Linked DNA regions of Homo sapiens: region 2 is linked to region 1. A link is an interaction called in ENCODE POLR2A ChIA-PET data of the cell type or tissue named here. Cell type or tissue: OCI-LY7. All regions are shown on one strand. Links, peaks and the distances in the headings refer to the core of each region. The heading gives the core; the rest is flanking DNA.

The links. ChIA-PET counts read pairs that join two places held together with the same protein. Peaks named below come from ENCODE experiments on the same cell type or tissue, not always from the same donor. Only the 100,000 strongest peaks of a DNase experiment are listed, where the experiment ranks them.
Region 2: POLR2A ChIA-PET joins it to region 1 with 6 read pairs; 3 of 35 experiments call an interaction of 5 or more read pairs at or near these places.

The regions. Positions count from the first base shown.
Region 1 is chr1:100,148,422-100,156,588 of GRCh38, reverse strand. It overlaps TRMT13 (tRNA methyltransferase 13), which reads right to left. Exons shown (of 11, transcript NM_019083.3): 11 at 6,093-7,964. The coding sequence ends at 7,769. LRRC39 (leucine rich repeat containing 39) reads left to right here. Exons shown (of 10, transcript NM_144620.4): 7 at 272-417; 8 at 1,386-1,538; 9 at 4,065-4,204; 10 at 7,492-8,141. The coding sequence ends at 7,547. Among named protein-coding and RNA genes, the nearest start is that of TRMT13, 19 kb to the right of the region's middle. In OCI-LY7, for the core only: no CTCF peak of the experiment used is centred there; a DNase peak (open chromatin) is centred at 4,128.
Region 2 is chr1:100,219,315-100,226,959 of GRCh38, reverse strand. The region is part of intron 4 of DBT (dihydrolipoamide branched chain transacylase E2); the gene reads left to right. Among named protein-coding and RNA genes, the nearest start is that of DBT, 27 kb to the left of the region's middle. In OCI-LY7, for the core only: no CTCF peak of the experiment used is centred there; no DNase peak of the experiment used is centred there.

The DNA.
Region 1 (8,167 bases), core at 1,729-6,728:
TTGCCAGGCACATTCTATAAACCCTGAAACCAGGTTATTATGAAAGATAAATTTTCTTCAAATAGATGAACTTTCTATGAGAGTTTTCCACTTCCCTGGAGGTCATTTAGCTTTATATTTATTTTTAATTTGTTGCGGACTAATATGACTAAATAAAGCCCAAGTAAAATGTGAATATTCCTGGATGTGAAATATCTCCTTTACCAATGTGAGTCTTTTAGTAGTTTACATTGTGGACATTTATTTTGAAAAACCTTGCTTTCTTCTTCAGCTCAGCAATCTGCTAAAACTTACTCACCTTGATCTGAGTATGAACGATTTTACTACAATCCCTCTTGCTGTGTTGAACATGCCTGCCCTTGAGTGGCTGGACATGGGAAGCAACAAACTTGAACAACTTCCTGATACTATAGAAAGGTAAAAGAAATAACTCTTTATGCTAATGATAAAAGTCTTGAAACCTCTTATGAAAAATAACCAAGCAAGACAAATGGGATCTCAAGCATAATCAATCACAATAGGTCCAACTAGTTTGAAATACACTGTTTTAACAGAATATTTTCATTTGTTCCAAGTAAGTAAAAGGGTTTGGGAAGAAGAAAAAACTGGCTTTTTTCAAGTGATCCACCTACCTCAGCCTCCCAGAGTTCTGGGATTACATGCCTGAGCCACCACACCTGGCCAAAAGTGGCTGACTTTGAGAAATTAACAAGAATATGCCACAATAACCACCTTGCTTAGCATATGCCAAGCACTTCTATGCACTTTACAAGTGGATGAAGAAACTAATGACAGAGATGTTAGCTAACTCGCTCAAGTTAGTAAGTGGGCAAGCTAGGATTTGAACCTAGGCAGCCTGGCCCCAGAGTTCATGATGTTACGCATTATGCATACTGCTTTGCTATAAATGGGCATATTCATCATTTTATTGTTCTCTTAAGACTCTGTCTCAGATTAGGTAACATTTACAGTAGTTCTTCTTCAAGAAATCCTATGAGAATAGTGAAAGAATTCTAGAATATGTTGATTTGATTTCATTTCTATTGCCATATGACATGAGAGTTGTACTGTAGAGATAAACTTCCTGATGTGGTTTCTCTAATAACCAGGTAATGTGATGTCAGTTAACTCAATAAGTATACTGGTTAAAGATGTTGTAAAAGACATTTGATTTTTAACATAAGAACCAAAGGCTGGGTGCAGTGGCTCACGCCTGTAATCCCAGCACTTTAGGAGGCTGAGGGGGAGAATAGCCTGAGCTCAGGAGTTTGAGACCATCCTGGACAACATGATAAGACCCCTACCTCTTAAAATTATTTGTTAAAACTCCAAAACCAATATTTTCATATTATATGTAATTAATTGTAGAAACCTTAATTTTTCAGAATGCAAAATCTACATACGTTATGGCTGCAACGAAATGAAATAACATGCTTGCCTCAAACAATCAGCAATATGAAAAATCTGGGTACTCTTGTTCTCAGCAACAATAAACTGCAAGATATTCCAGTATGCATGGAAGAAATGGCAAATCTGAGGTAAAAAGTTGTAGGCACAAAACTGAAAAACCTTGCTTTCTTTCTGGCTACAGAAAAAAGTACTGTAGAGAGATTGTTATTAATAAATTTCAGTTGTTATTTATGTGAATGGATATCTTAAAAATCTTTTCCAATGTTGACATTCTATAATTTGATGAATAGGATTCATATAACACTGGTCTATTCAAGAAAGAATCCTTAAAACTAAAGCAGTTTGGGATTTATCAGCTTTAAGAAATGTCTTCCATTTTAGATGTTTATCAAAGGTCTTTTATGGGGAAGAAAGTAAATGTATGAAATAATAAATGTGTGACCTTTATGGGTAATGTTGGCTCTGAACAAACTTTTGAAAACTTGGTTGACAAAATTTTGAATCAACTGAAAAAAAGCATGACTTGAAATCTCTGAATGCCTTGGTTCTCAGTATTATCATTCTTCATTGAATTTGTTTCTTATTAAAATATGTAGTTTTTAAGACTTTTTTTCTCACAGTATTATGTAATTTTTTAGCATGGGTAGATGGGAGTGTCACTTGTATGTTACCATACAGCTGACAAGTATTTTTGTCTTTTCTTTATTATGTTTCATGCTATGTATGTACCATAACCAACCTATTGCCTATGAGAAACATGTAAGATAAAATATTTACAGCCATTGTTACAAGTTTATAGTGTATTTTTCTATCTTGTTTTATATGTATGTTACATAACATTCAAAAGGAATTTTTTTTCTTGAGAAAAGGATACAAATTGCAAAATCCACAATTTTGATAACTGAAAATTGCCAATTGTTTTGCAGTACTTTATTATATTGGGTGTCTTGTCTCTTTTGGGCTTCTAGTTAGCTAAATGAATGAATACATTAGACATTTTTGGGTTTTAGTTGGGATTTTACATAGCTTGCATTTTAATTCTTTGGTTCTTCGCTGTTTGTATTAACCCATAGCATTATTTTAATAAATGTTATAATACCAACCTAAAAAAAAAAAGAAATGTCCTCTGTTGATGACATTTTCATGAAAATTATACAGCTAAAAAAACTTCACTCACAACATAAAAATCAAAAGCATAAAAGTGTTTATTTCCTAAATAAGCACAAAGGGAAACAATTATGTTATTGATAGCAGATATATTAGTCGGGAGTGGTGGTGCATGCCTATAACAGCTACTTGGGAGGCTGAGGCTGGAGGATCGCTTGAGCCCAGGAGTTCGAGGTTGCAGTGAGCCAAGATTGCGCCACTGTACTCCAGCTTGGGAAACAGAGACTATTTCTTAAAAACAAAACAAAAACAAACAAACAAAAAGCCACTAGATATAACTTTTTACTAAGTACTATCAAAACTCTGTCAAGCATTTTTTCTTTTTAAAAATTATTTTAGATTATTTTAGGTTGCTTGTATGTCTTCTTTTGGGAAATGTCTGTTCATGTCCTTTGCCCGCTTGTGGGGTTGGTTTTTTTCTTGTTGAGTTCTTTGTAGATTCTGGATATTAGTTCTTTGTCAGATGTATAATTTACATATATTTTCTCCCATTCTATAGGTTGTCTATTAACTGTTGATTATTACTTTTACTGTGCAGAAGTTTTTCTAATTAAATCTCATTTGTCTATTTTTGGTTTTGTTATGTTTGCTTTTGAGGTCTTCATCATAAATTCTTTGCCTAGGCCAATGTCCAGAAGAGTTTTTCCTAGGATTTCTTCTAGGATTTTTACTGTTTCAGATGTGACATTTAAGTTTTAACCCATCTTGAACGCTCCCTCAAGTATTTTTCTTCCAAAGCTTAATCTTCTGACAAATGAGAATAAGAGAATACCCACTAAAACCCAAAACTTCGATAACAAAATAATTCATTTATTCACTTGTTCAGCAACTACCTGCCTTGTACTGGGTGGTGAAGACACAATGATAAGTAAGATGGAGGTATATAAATTATGCAGAAACTAAGTTCATAGCACTAATTTTATATTTAAGATATGTTAAAATTGCTCTTAGAAGTTAAGCTGTATTGCATTAAATATATGCTGTAGGCCAGATGTGGTGGCTCACACCTGTAATCCCAGTACTTTAGGAGGCTGAGGCAGGCAGATCACTTGAGGCCAGGAGTTTGAGACCAGCCTGGCCAATATGGCAAAACCCTGTCTCTACTAAAAATGCAAAAATTGGCCGGGCGTCATGGTGTGCACCTCTAGTCCCAGCTACTTGGGAGGCTGAAGCACAAGAATCACTTGAACCCGGGAGGTGGAGGGTGCCATGAGTCCAGATCATGCCACTACACTCCAGCCTGTGCAACTAGACTAACAGTTGCTTTTATAAGCTTTGAAAGTAAGTTGTCTAAAGCTAGTGTTTTTTTTTCTCTTAGGAAAAAAACATAAGATTCTTGAGATATATCACATCTCACCAAGTCGTTCAGTTATTGAAACCAGTTAAAAACGAGTAATTTAGTATATTATCATTTGACCTTTCTCCAGGGAAATAAATGTACACTTCCATGACACCTATAAAAATACTGTTTTTTGATGAACTTCTAGGTTTGTCAACTTCAGAGACAACCCACTGAAATTGAAAGTATCACTTCCTCCCAGTGAAGGCACAGATGAAGAAGAGGAACGGGAATTATTTGGCCTTCAGTTTATGCACACATACATACAAGAGTCACGGAGAAGAGCAGGTATAAGATTTGTATATAACACAGATTAAATGTTTTTTGGTAGAGTAATGTGTGTATCACTAACTGCTGCCTTTTGATTAATTCCTTTATATATTTCTCATTCCATCTTAAGTTTTCTGTCAAATTCTGTTCTCTTAGTCAATATTGTGGGAAGAAAAAAAGTGAAATAGAGAGAGAGGTTTTAAAGATATTCAAAGTCTTTCAAGTGGGGGAAGGAAATAAATCCTTTGGCTAAGCATCTGAAGTAAAACCAAGTGAGTGAAGACATGATTCTTAAAGCTTTGCTACCTCATTCTACCAGCTTGCCACACATAGCAGTTTGACCATGAACTGACCTTCCCTGTCATTCCATAAATAGAAAAAAAAATTTACCTAGGGATGAAAAATATTGAGAACACAGTTTTTTGTTTGTTTGTTTGTTTGTTTGTTTTAAAGAGATGAGGTCTTACTATGTTGCCCAGGCTGGAGTGCAGTGGCTATTCAAAGGCACAATCATAGCTCACTGTAGCCTTGAACTCCTGGGCTCAAGAGATCATCCGACCTCAGCCTCTGAAGTAACTGGGGCTATCAGTGCATGCCACCACGTCTGGCTGAGAACACAGATTTTAATGAACAAAGTGTGAGGTTTTGATATAGAGATTTCAATCACTTAGTCTCTGATAATTAATTGAGGGCCTTTAAGCTAAACCAAGATCAGGGGAAGAGGACAAAGTGCACAATTATTTGTTAATAAAAACAATGAAACAATAGTAACAGAAATCATAGTCTTATAATTTTAAAATGTTAAGAATTTTTAACTTAAAAGGTAGATTTTAGTTCAACTTAATGCAACAACTAGTTTGAAAAATGAATATAACTGAGAAGACAATGACAGAGTTTTTCAGCTAAAGGAAATAATTTTTACTAACATTCAGTGGAGGATGTTTAGGAAATGGTGATTAGATTTATTGCAGCAAGGTCATAGAAGCAATGACATGGAGACAGATTGGGGGAAGACAGGCAAAAAAGTCATAATTGTGACCTAGTTTTGGAAAGCAGAGAATATATAAAGACAATTAGGAGACAGAATTGGTAATTGAATGAAGATGAGAAAAGGGAGTTTACAATGAATGTTTTTGGTTTAGAGGGCAACTGGATAGATGGTGGTGCTAAGATGGAGAATGAAGTACAGAAGATGGGTTGGCGAATAGAATCAGGTGGTAGAGGCAGAAGATGATTTCTAATTTTGGCAGTCTTTTTTTTTTTTTTTTTTTTTTTTGAGGAGTTTCTCTCTGGTTGCCCAGGCTAGAGTGCAATGGTGCAATCTCGGCTCACTTGGCAAATTTCGCCTCCCAGGTTCAAGTGATTCTCCTGCCTCAGCCTCCTGAGTAGCTTACAGGCATGCACCACCACGCCACGCCCCACTAATTTCGTATTTTTAGTAGAGACAGGGTTTCACCATATTGGTCAGGCTGGTCTCGAACTCCTGACCTCAGGTGATTCACCTGCCTTGGCCTCCCAAAGTGCTGGGATTACAGGTGTAAGCCACCACACCTGGCCCTTAGCAGTAAATTTGATGCACCTGTGGAACATGCAAGTTGTGGTAATTGTGCAGGTGAATCTGAAGTTCAAGAAGAGGTTTGTTGAATCTGAAAATTCTGCAGGACAAGAAATAGCTGTATGCATATCCCACAGTCACTTTCTCATGATATGTGAAGACAAATTAACAGTTAGGAAAACAATAATCCTGACCTAAGGCTGGCATGTTGAAGGACAAACTTATCTTCCTTTAAGGTACTTGATACCATTGTCAGAAACATACCATTAAGCTAAATGGGCCACAGAACTGTTTCTGTATGATAATTCTTGGGTGTGTATGTATATTTTATCAAACATAAATGAGATTATGCCTGTTGTAGAATATTGTTTATTTCTGGGCATAAATTGTTGAATGATGCAAAACAAATTTTATGACACAAATTAGTATTGCTTGACACAATAAAAAAAGGTTAATTATTTAATGATATATCTTCATTTAGGTTCCCTTGATTGGGGACATGGGTAACTAACTTAAACAAACTACCTTACTTGACATAAAACTTATAACAAGGGAAAAAAGTTAACAACTTAAAGAGATAATAAAATCAAAGCCTATTATGTTATTAAAAAGATTCACGAGTTACTACCACTACTATTACTAGTTAATATTTATTGAATTACTCTGTGCTTGGAACTGTTCTATGCATTTTACTTGTGTTATCTCATTTGATGCTCACAACAACCTTGTGAGGTAGGTATTATTGTTATCATCATCATCCCCATTTTAAAAGGAGGAAATTGAGGCACAAAGAGATTAGGTAGCATGCCCAAGGTCGCACAACTGAAGATGGTAGGTTTGGAATTTGAACCGAGACAGTCTGACAAGATATATGAGACTAAAGTCAGGAATTTTAAATTGGTTAGGCTTCTTATTTACAAATCATATAATCATAGAACTACAGGATAAAAATAGTTATTTCAGAATATCATAATATCTAAAATTAGTAATTCTGAACCTTTGTCTTGGCAAATGTACCATCAATTAAGACAATTTTTACAAATAAAGGCAGAAACAAAATAGGGATAAGATGCAGAAGAGAATAACAGTCCTACCATATATTTGGTTTAGTATTTTCTTGTGCATAGAAACCAGTCATGAGTTAAATAAGGCCTAAATTTGAGAAGGTTTTTGGTTTCATTATCTAATTTCTATTTTATTCCAAATTATTTTCCCAAACAGAAGAGAACATACTTATTGTTTGTGCCTACATATATAAAAAATGACCTGATAAAAGATATGAGATAGCTAATCAACTTCAGAAATTATTTCAAATTTGTGAATTATGTTTGTAAGTATCTTTTTGGAAGTTCTAACTAGACAATTATCCAACAAAATAATTAAGTGAAATAATCTTTTTTCTTTGAAAACAGCTCTTCAGTTTTGTGTTTGTCATGGACAGATTCTGACAATATATACATGTATGGCTCTGGAAATTTGAAGGTGACTTCATTAATTAATTGTGTTTATTAATTGTGAATATCTCTGAATTGTCTGCATTTGAGAAAATCACAATTGTGCTTTCCAGATCTGTAGGGAAAAATGTCCACATATAAGTCAAATTCTCAGATTGGCCCTTGTTACAATCAATCACTACCTCTTGAACTTAAGAAATAAAAAATATTAAATAAAATCAAAGGAAGATAAATTTCCAAAATTAATACAAACAGAAATACGCTAATTATGTGTTGACATGTTATGTATGTTTCAGATCACCAAGTCAACGGTTCAACTACTTTACCAATCTCCATAAATACGGATGGATAATATAATTCAAGATGCCCTTCTAAAGAGGATTACTTTGGTGAATTCTCTAATGTTTGGATTTCTGAAGTAAAAAGAAAAGCTATTACCAAAGTTTAATGAGGCCACAGCATTTTTTAAAGTTCATATTATTTGCTATTTAAAGTATATATTTTTTTGATATAAAAATATAATTAAAAAATTTTTTTTGGTGGAAGACAGATGATGCTCAAATTTCTTTTCCATTAAGCAGTTGTTTCTGGTGATGAAGAATGATTTGGTAAAGCAGTTAACAAAACATTTTCCAAAGACACCAGAGGGTCTGTATAGTACTGCAAAGCAGGACTGAATCCCTTCTGCTGCAAATACTGGATTCGACCTTGGTCAATCAGCAATTTACAAAGATGCCCTATTTTCTTCTTTTCTTCAACACTAAGAAGCCTAAATTGAATAAACACACACAAAACATTGTTAAAATTTTGCAAAAGTTTATAAAAAATTATTTTTGTCACTATTTATTGAGAGACTGTTAACTAACCCATAATGTACTAAGTACTTTGTCCCATGCTTCCAAGACACATTATATTTATGACCACAATAAAAGATGTGTATATTTTAGCTTATTCTAAAATTAGATTATAAAA
Region 2 (7,645 bases), core at 1,306-6,305, 71 kb before region 1:
GCAATGCATTTCTCAGAACATACTCCCATCATTAAGCAATGCATGACAGTATTTCAACTGATTTCATGTGTTTAATTAATTACAATCATTATTCTTCTCAATGCTCAAATCATTGTAGTGGTGACCCCTTCAACCTGGCTCCTATGTGTTCTATTAACATTGTCCTGTTAACTTTTAAAAGCTTCCTTGCTTTTGGCACAAAAGATGTTCTGGGATTCACCTCATACTTTTCCCACCCCATACCTGGAATCATTCATTTCTTCAGGGGCTCTTGTTCCTTTAAGTATTAGTGTAGAATGAATAAGAGGCTATAATCTGGGCGTTAGGGGTGCTTCCTATTACTTTGATTCTAAATTTCTTTTGAAAGACATTATTGGCTAGGCACAGTGGCTCACGCCAGTAATCCTAACATTTTGGGAGGCTAAGGTGGGAGAATCACTTGAGCCTGGGAGCTTGAGACTAGCCTGGGCAACATAACGAGACCCCATCTCTACAAAAAATAAAAAAAAATAGCCAGGTGTGGTGGCGTGCACCTGTGGTCCCAGCTACTTAGGAGGCTGAGGTGAGAGGATCACTTGAGCCCAGGAGGTAGAGGCTGCAGTGAGCTGTGTTAATGCCACTGCACTCTAGCCTGGGTAACAACAGGACCCTGTCTCAAAAAAAAAAAAAAAAAAAAGGCATAATTTAGAAAAATTTAAAGAAAAACAAAACAAAAATTCACCTTTAGAATTAAATGAAATAAACACAGTTTTTTTTGGATTCAGATTTAGAAAGGAAAGAGTGTTTCATTCTTGGCATAAACTGACAAGTAAGGATTCTGAACAGTACTATGGATGTCATTAAATTAGAATGTCCAAGCTGGAAACCAGATTAGATACCAATTTAAGTTATCTAAAAAAGCAAGTTATTTATATGAACAAGTAAACAATTGGAGTTTGTTATTTGTTTTGTTTTGTTTTGTTTTTTGACATGGGGTCTTGCTCTGTTGTACAAGCTAGAGTGGCACGATCATAGCTCATTATAGCCTTGAATTCCTGGGCACAAGCAGTCCTTCTGCCTTAGCTTCCCAAGTAGTTAGGACTCCATCATGCCCAGCTAATTGGCCTTCTGATTTTTTTTTTTTTTTTTTTTTTGTGAGATGGAGTCTTGCTCTGTCTCCCAGGCTGGAGTGCAGTGGCACAATCCTAGCTCACTGCAACCTCCGCCTCCTGGGTTCAAGCAATTCTCTTGCCTCAGTCACCCTAGAAGCTGGGATTCCAGGCATGTGCCACCACACCTGGCTAATTTTTGTATTTTTAGTAGAGGTGAGGTTTCACCATGTTGGCCAGGCTGGTCTTGAACTTCTGGCCTCAAGTGATCTGCCTGCCTCCGCCTCCCAAAGTGCTGGGATTATAGGTGTGAGCCACCACACCTGGTGCTGGTTTTGTTTTTAGAGTTTGTTTTGACATCTCAAGTAAGATCCAACTTAATAAGTCTGGGTATAGCAAATTATAAAATCACAGTACATTTTGTGGGGGGCCTGTGTTTTTTCTGGAGAATTTTTTTTCACAAAAATTAATATTCTCTATAACATGATAAATCTTAAAGAAATTATGCTGAGTGAAAGAAGCCAGATCCCACCACTCAAAAGAAAACATGCTATATGATTTCATTACATACAATTTTAGAAAATCCAAACTAATCTCTAATAACAGAAAACCAACGAGTGGTTGCCTGGTGACAGAGTATGGAGGGTAGGAAGGGTTGGAAAGGAGGCATTACCAAGGAATACGAGGAAACTTCTGGAAGTGATAGACATGTTCATTATCTTGATTATGGTGATGGTTTATGAGTATATACATATTTCAAAGCCTATCAGATTATATGTGTGTGTGTGTGTGTGTGTGTGTGTGTGTGTGTGTGTGTGTATATATATATTTTTTTTTTTTTTTTTTTTTGGGGGGAGACGGAGTCTCACTCTGTCGCCAGGCTGGAGTGCAGTGGCATGATGTCGGCTCACTGCGACCTCCAACTCCCTGGTTTAAGCGAATCTCCTGCCTCAGCCTCCTGAGTAGCTGGGATTACAGGCAGGCGTGCACCACCACACCCAGCTAATTTTCATATTTTTAGTAGAGACGGGGTTTCACCATGTTGGCCAGGATGGTCTTGATCTCCTGACCTTATGATCTGCCCACCTCGGCCTCCCAAAGTGCTGGGATTACAGGCGTGAGCTACCATGCCCAGCCTCAGATTTTATATTTTATGTATGTGCAGTTTATTGTGTGTCAGCTCTATCTCAGTAAAGCTTAGAACAAAATTAATGGCATTGGATAGGTTATATTTACAGTAAAAATTATCTGACAGTATTCTTCATAGAGAACTGATAATTTGCTAGCCATTCTGTTTCATTTGCCATTCATAATATGCTTTAAACAATTATCTTGCATGCTAGTTTTATTTCACATCTGTACCTTTTTGCTTTTATATTTGGACTTGTTTTTTATATTTTTATTGTAAGAATAAACTATGAAGCATAAGCCCATGTATCAAATAAGCAGGCCTATAGAAATTAAATTCAGCTTAATGAGAGAAATTTATATATGCTTCATTTTAATTGTGGAAATAAGAAAGATTTCTAAATATTTTATGTATCTTTTCTTAAGCAAGAATTTGTAGTAATACTGAATTTATGTTTTTCCTGTCTTAATGCTAGTAAAACCAATTATATAAAAGACGAACACAAAGTCTTCTAGAAGTATAAATTATATTATTAACATTTTACAGGTGGAAAATTATTATAGCATAGAGCCATGAAGGGTAGAAGAGATCAAGACTAGACATCTTAATAGTAGTATTGGAAATTAAGTCCTATCTTGTAATGCTAATTATATTCTATAGTACTGTCTTTTGTAACATAGTAGTAGTCTGCTTTTCAAAGCTAGAGGGTCATGATAATTTTGGTGAGGGAAACTGTATTTGTGACCTCCAAGTCCTATCTATGAGTCCTTTGACTGTAACAGACCTCTACTTCAAAACAGTTTATTGGACTCAGGTATGCCAACTTGTATCTGTGACATATAAAAAGGCATATACTATTAAAAAAAATGACAAGTTGAAATCCAGTTACTTAATTTTTTTTTTTACTTAACATTATCACCATTATATCAAAGCTATTCCATGTTTCAGTGCCTTGTCTACTGTAAATGTGGTTTAGACCATGTGCAGTCACTCATGCCTATAGTCCCAGCACTTTGGGAGGCCCAAGTAGGAGGATCATTTGAAGCCAGGAGTTTGAGACTAGCCTGGGCAACACAGTGAGACCTCATCTCTACAAAAAATTTTAAAAATTAGCCAAGTGTGGTGGAGCACACCTGTAGTCCCAGCTATGCAGGAGGCTGAGGTGGGAGGATCGCTTGAGCCCAGGAGTTTGAGGCTGCATTGAGTTATGCTTGTGCCACTGCATTCCAGCCCAGGTGACAGAGCAAGACCCAGTTTCTTAAAAACACGCACACACAAAACAAACAAAAAAGTTAGACGGGTGGTAGTACACCCCTGTAGTCCTGGCTACTCAGACAGAGGAAACCCTGTCTCAAAACCAAAACAAAACTAAAACCAACTCAGTTTAAATTGTGTTACCTCGAGTTGTCTTTACAGCTGATGTGGTGACAGATGCTTTCTCTAGCCTCTATTTATTTAATGCAGTAAAATGATTCCTCACTTTTCTAAACAACTAAGCCTCTTTGTTCCAAAACTTTTCAAAAACTTTTTTTTGAGAGAAATCATTAATTTTGTTTTAAAAATTTCATACATGTTAATTCTTAAAGTGAGGATATTGAGTAAGCTTTTTTGATTATGCAAAGACATGTTATGAACATTCACCACTGTACTAGAAACAATACAATTCTGCGTTTGATTTTTAGTTTTTCAGCCCGTTTAGATTGTCCTTGTGCCAGGTCATCACCCACCTTCCTAACTTTCTGAGAAGACATATAACCAAGTTGATTAAGAAGTATTTGCTAACAAAGGCAAATAGGAGCTGATTGAGAGTGTAAATACCTTTCCTCTGGGTCAAGTGGACAGTTTTAATGCTGAGGCTGTGTGGCACCTATTTTAGGTACACTGGGCCATGAAGCTATGTTAAGATGAAGTTGCCAGGATGCTCCACCACCAGATAAGTGGAGAGTTACTGAACCTAACTGAGAGGTACCATGGGGCAGTGAAAGGAGGAGAAAGAGGGACATGAGCTTTAGCAGAATACTTTATAAAACTAATATTATTCTGCCATTATATTGCATTTACCCCTTAACATCAACTTGTATTGTTGATTGGTTTCTCTGTGCTAATACTATATATACATCTCATTTAACAAATGTAATATCTGCTTTTGACACATGGACCATTGAGACTCTGAGAGGTTAAATAACCTGCCTATGATTACATAGCTACTAAGTGGTGGAGTTAGGATTTGACCTCAGCTCTGTTTAATGTGAAAGCCCATGCTCCTAACCACTTTGTTACACTGATAATTTAGTTCAGAGAGGATGGATATCAGCTTCATTTTGCATCTAGAGTAATGGGACTTACTTTCTAACACTTTACATATGCATTATTTACAAAATTCTGCTACAACAACACAGTTTAGTTTACAAATATATAGATTTTATAATATTGAAATGTTTACCAGGATTAGTATAAAATGTTTTAAAGAAAAGCTCTTTGACATAAAACCATTCCAATAATGTAGTGTACCATCTAACTAAATTACATTCAGTAACATAAATTGCATGGTTCAATGCTAGGCATAGTAGGTGCTCTTGGTAGCTATAACTGTTCATTTTGTATAGCCTATTGTAGATTAAATTGATTGAATTCGCTGTTTTAATAATTTGAAGTGAAAAAGAAAATGCAATGAAATCTTTTCAGTTTGGATGTCCTTAATTTTCAATTTATGAACATTCGGACAGGAACTAAAGTTTATTTTTGTGCTATGAAGAAAGGTCTTCCAAACACACTTGAATACTTTAGTATTTCAAAGCATTTTTCTTAAAAGAATTTCTCCTAGCTGAGTGAATTAAGGGGATTACTTAATGTTATTCTTAGAAATACCTAAGAATATTGCAGTTTCACAGTTTTATCAATTCATATTATTCTTTTATTTAGTTAACCTGAAATAATGTGGTTTTATTATAAATTTGCTTTCTACGAGGAATTACCTTAACACGAGATTGACAGGCTTCATAAGAAAAAGTGTTTACTTACCAGTGTTTGTTTGCTTTTTCTTAAAATTAGTTAAAGCTTTTAAAACTGTACTCTAATTCCCTAACTGAAGATCAATCATCAAAGGCTAAAATCTCACATATTAGACTGTGATGCTAGAAACACTAAAGTCATATCAACTGGGGAGACTTGTGAAATTCAAATTTGGTCAACTTCATCCCCCTTAGAGTCCGTTTCTACATTGGTAACATTGAGAAATCTGTCCTACATACTCATAACATTTTTGTAATCAGAGGAGAAAATATGTGTAAAAACACTGAAGGAGGCCAAGGCAGGAGATCACTTGAAGTTAGGAGTTCAAGACCAGCCTGGGCAACGTAGTGAAACACTGTCTGTATTAAAAAAAGAAAAGCAAAAAATAAACATTTTGAAGATTATTTAAAATCTTCTGCTGTGTAGTAAGGTGGTATTTTATTACTTGGTTAAGTGACAGCTTTCTTCCAACAACTACATGACTATTAGAAATAATATATGAGTGACTTCTCACAAGTAAGTTTGTCATTCATATTTACACTCAAGTTACTCTAAAAGGGTAGTACTATGTAGGTAATATATCACAAAATGTTTTCCAGAAAGGTAGGTAGCAATAAATTACTTGGTCTTTTGGAATAATGTAATAATTTTTGTATGTTATATATTTGGATATTTATACATTCTCTTCAGCAAATATGCATTATCCAAGTTAGCATTGGAGTTCCTACCATATTGGGGTTCCTACCATTGAATCCCCTGATTTTCGTTTGGATCTTGGTTCCACATGCTAATCTTTCTTACTCATTTCTCCAATGACTTTAACAGATGTAGAGAATATACAGAGATTCTGAAAATTCAACAAAAATTATGCCTTGAACTATAGGAGTTGTATTCTAGCTACTTTGACCAGAAGGAAAATTTACTAGGGCTATGAACTAATGGAAACAGCACAGATTGAGTCAGCCCTAGGACTGAATTCAGCTCTTAGATTTATTAGGTGTCTCACCTTGAGCCAATCTGTTCAGTCAAACCTCACTTTTTAAACTGTCTATAAAATGGGGATAATAATACCTATCTTAAACAGTTGTAATGAAAAGTAAGATACTGCATATGCAGGACAGTATTTGACACATAATAGATGCTCAATACAAGTTTTGGGTTTTTTTCTCTTCCCTTCCTTACCTTTAGGAGAATTTCTTTGTAGCTCCACTGGGCCAATTCATAGACTAGTAAAGAGGAATGAATAGACTATCTTATCACGGTTGCAGTAGTAGAAGATTTTTATTTACCTAGAAATGAATGTCAAAACTGTCAAAGCAGATTCAGTTGTCTGTTCATTTTCAGAAGTTCTGTCAGTCTTTAATTTACCAATTCAGACAGATTCTGCTATATGTATACATCACTGATTTCCTAACAGCAGAATTTGACAATTAAGTGCTCTCAAAAACATTTTTTTTTTTTGCTTGCAGAAATATATGCTAGTAGCCTGAGATAGTTTTTCTAATAACAGGAATCCAGAACTAGAGAATAAAACAACCAAATTAGCATTAGCCACAGCAGTTCTTTTTTCTTTTCCTTTTTTCTTTTTGAGGCAGCCTTGCTCTGTCACCCAGGCTGGAGTGCAGTTGTGCAACCATGACTCATTGCAGCCTTGACTTCTTGGGCCCAAGTGATCCTCCCACTTCAGCCTCCTGAGTAGCTGGAACTACAGGCACACACCACCACACCTGGCTAATTTTAAAATTTTTTATAGAGAGAGGGTCTCCCTATGTTGCCCTGGCTGATCTCGAACTCCTGGCCTCAAGCAATTCTCCCGCCTTTACCTCCCAAAGTGTTGGGATTACAGGTGTGAGCAACCATGCCCAGCCACCACAGCATTTCTTAAACTATTCAAAGCAGAGCAAACTTTTACGTACTATATCATCTCAGGAAAGTGTTTAAGATTTTCATAGATTTTATATGATTCTTGTGCGGTTTTTTTTGAGACTGGGTCTCACTTTTTCACCCAACCTAGAGTGCCGTGGCGCCAACATGTCTCACTGCAGGCTTGACTTCCTGGGTTTAAGTGATTCTCCCCGCCTCAGCTTCCTGTGTAGCTTGGACCACAGATGTGTGCTATCGTACCTAGCTAATTTTTAAAATTCACTTGTAGAGATAGGGAGTCTCACTTTATTGCCCAGGCTGGTCTTAAACTCCTAGGCTCAAGTAAGTGATCCACCCACCTTGGCCTGCTAGAGTGTTAGGATTACAGGCATGAGCCATTGTGCCCAGCCCATTCTTTCATATAATTTATCTTACATTTGATCCTTATTCCGTGCTGTTTATAAATATAAATGAGAATTTTATTAGAAAAATGTTTAAAATACAAATTTTTTTTTTTTGAGACAGGGTCTCACTGTCATCCAGGCTGGAGTGC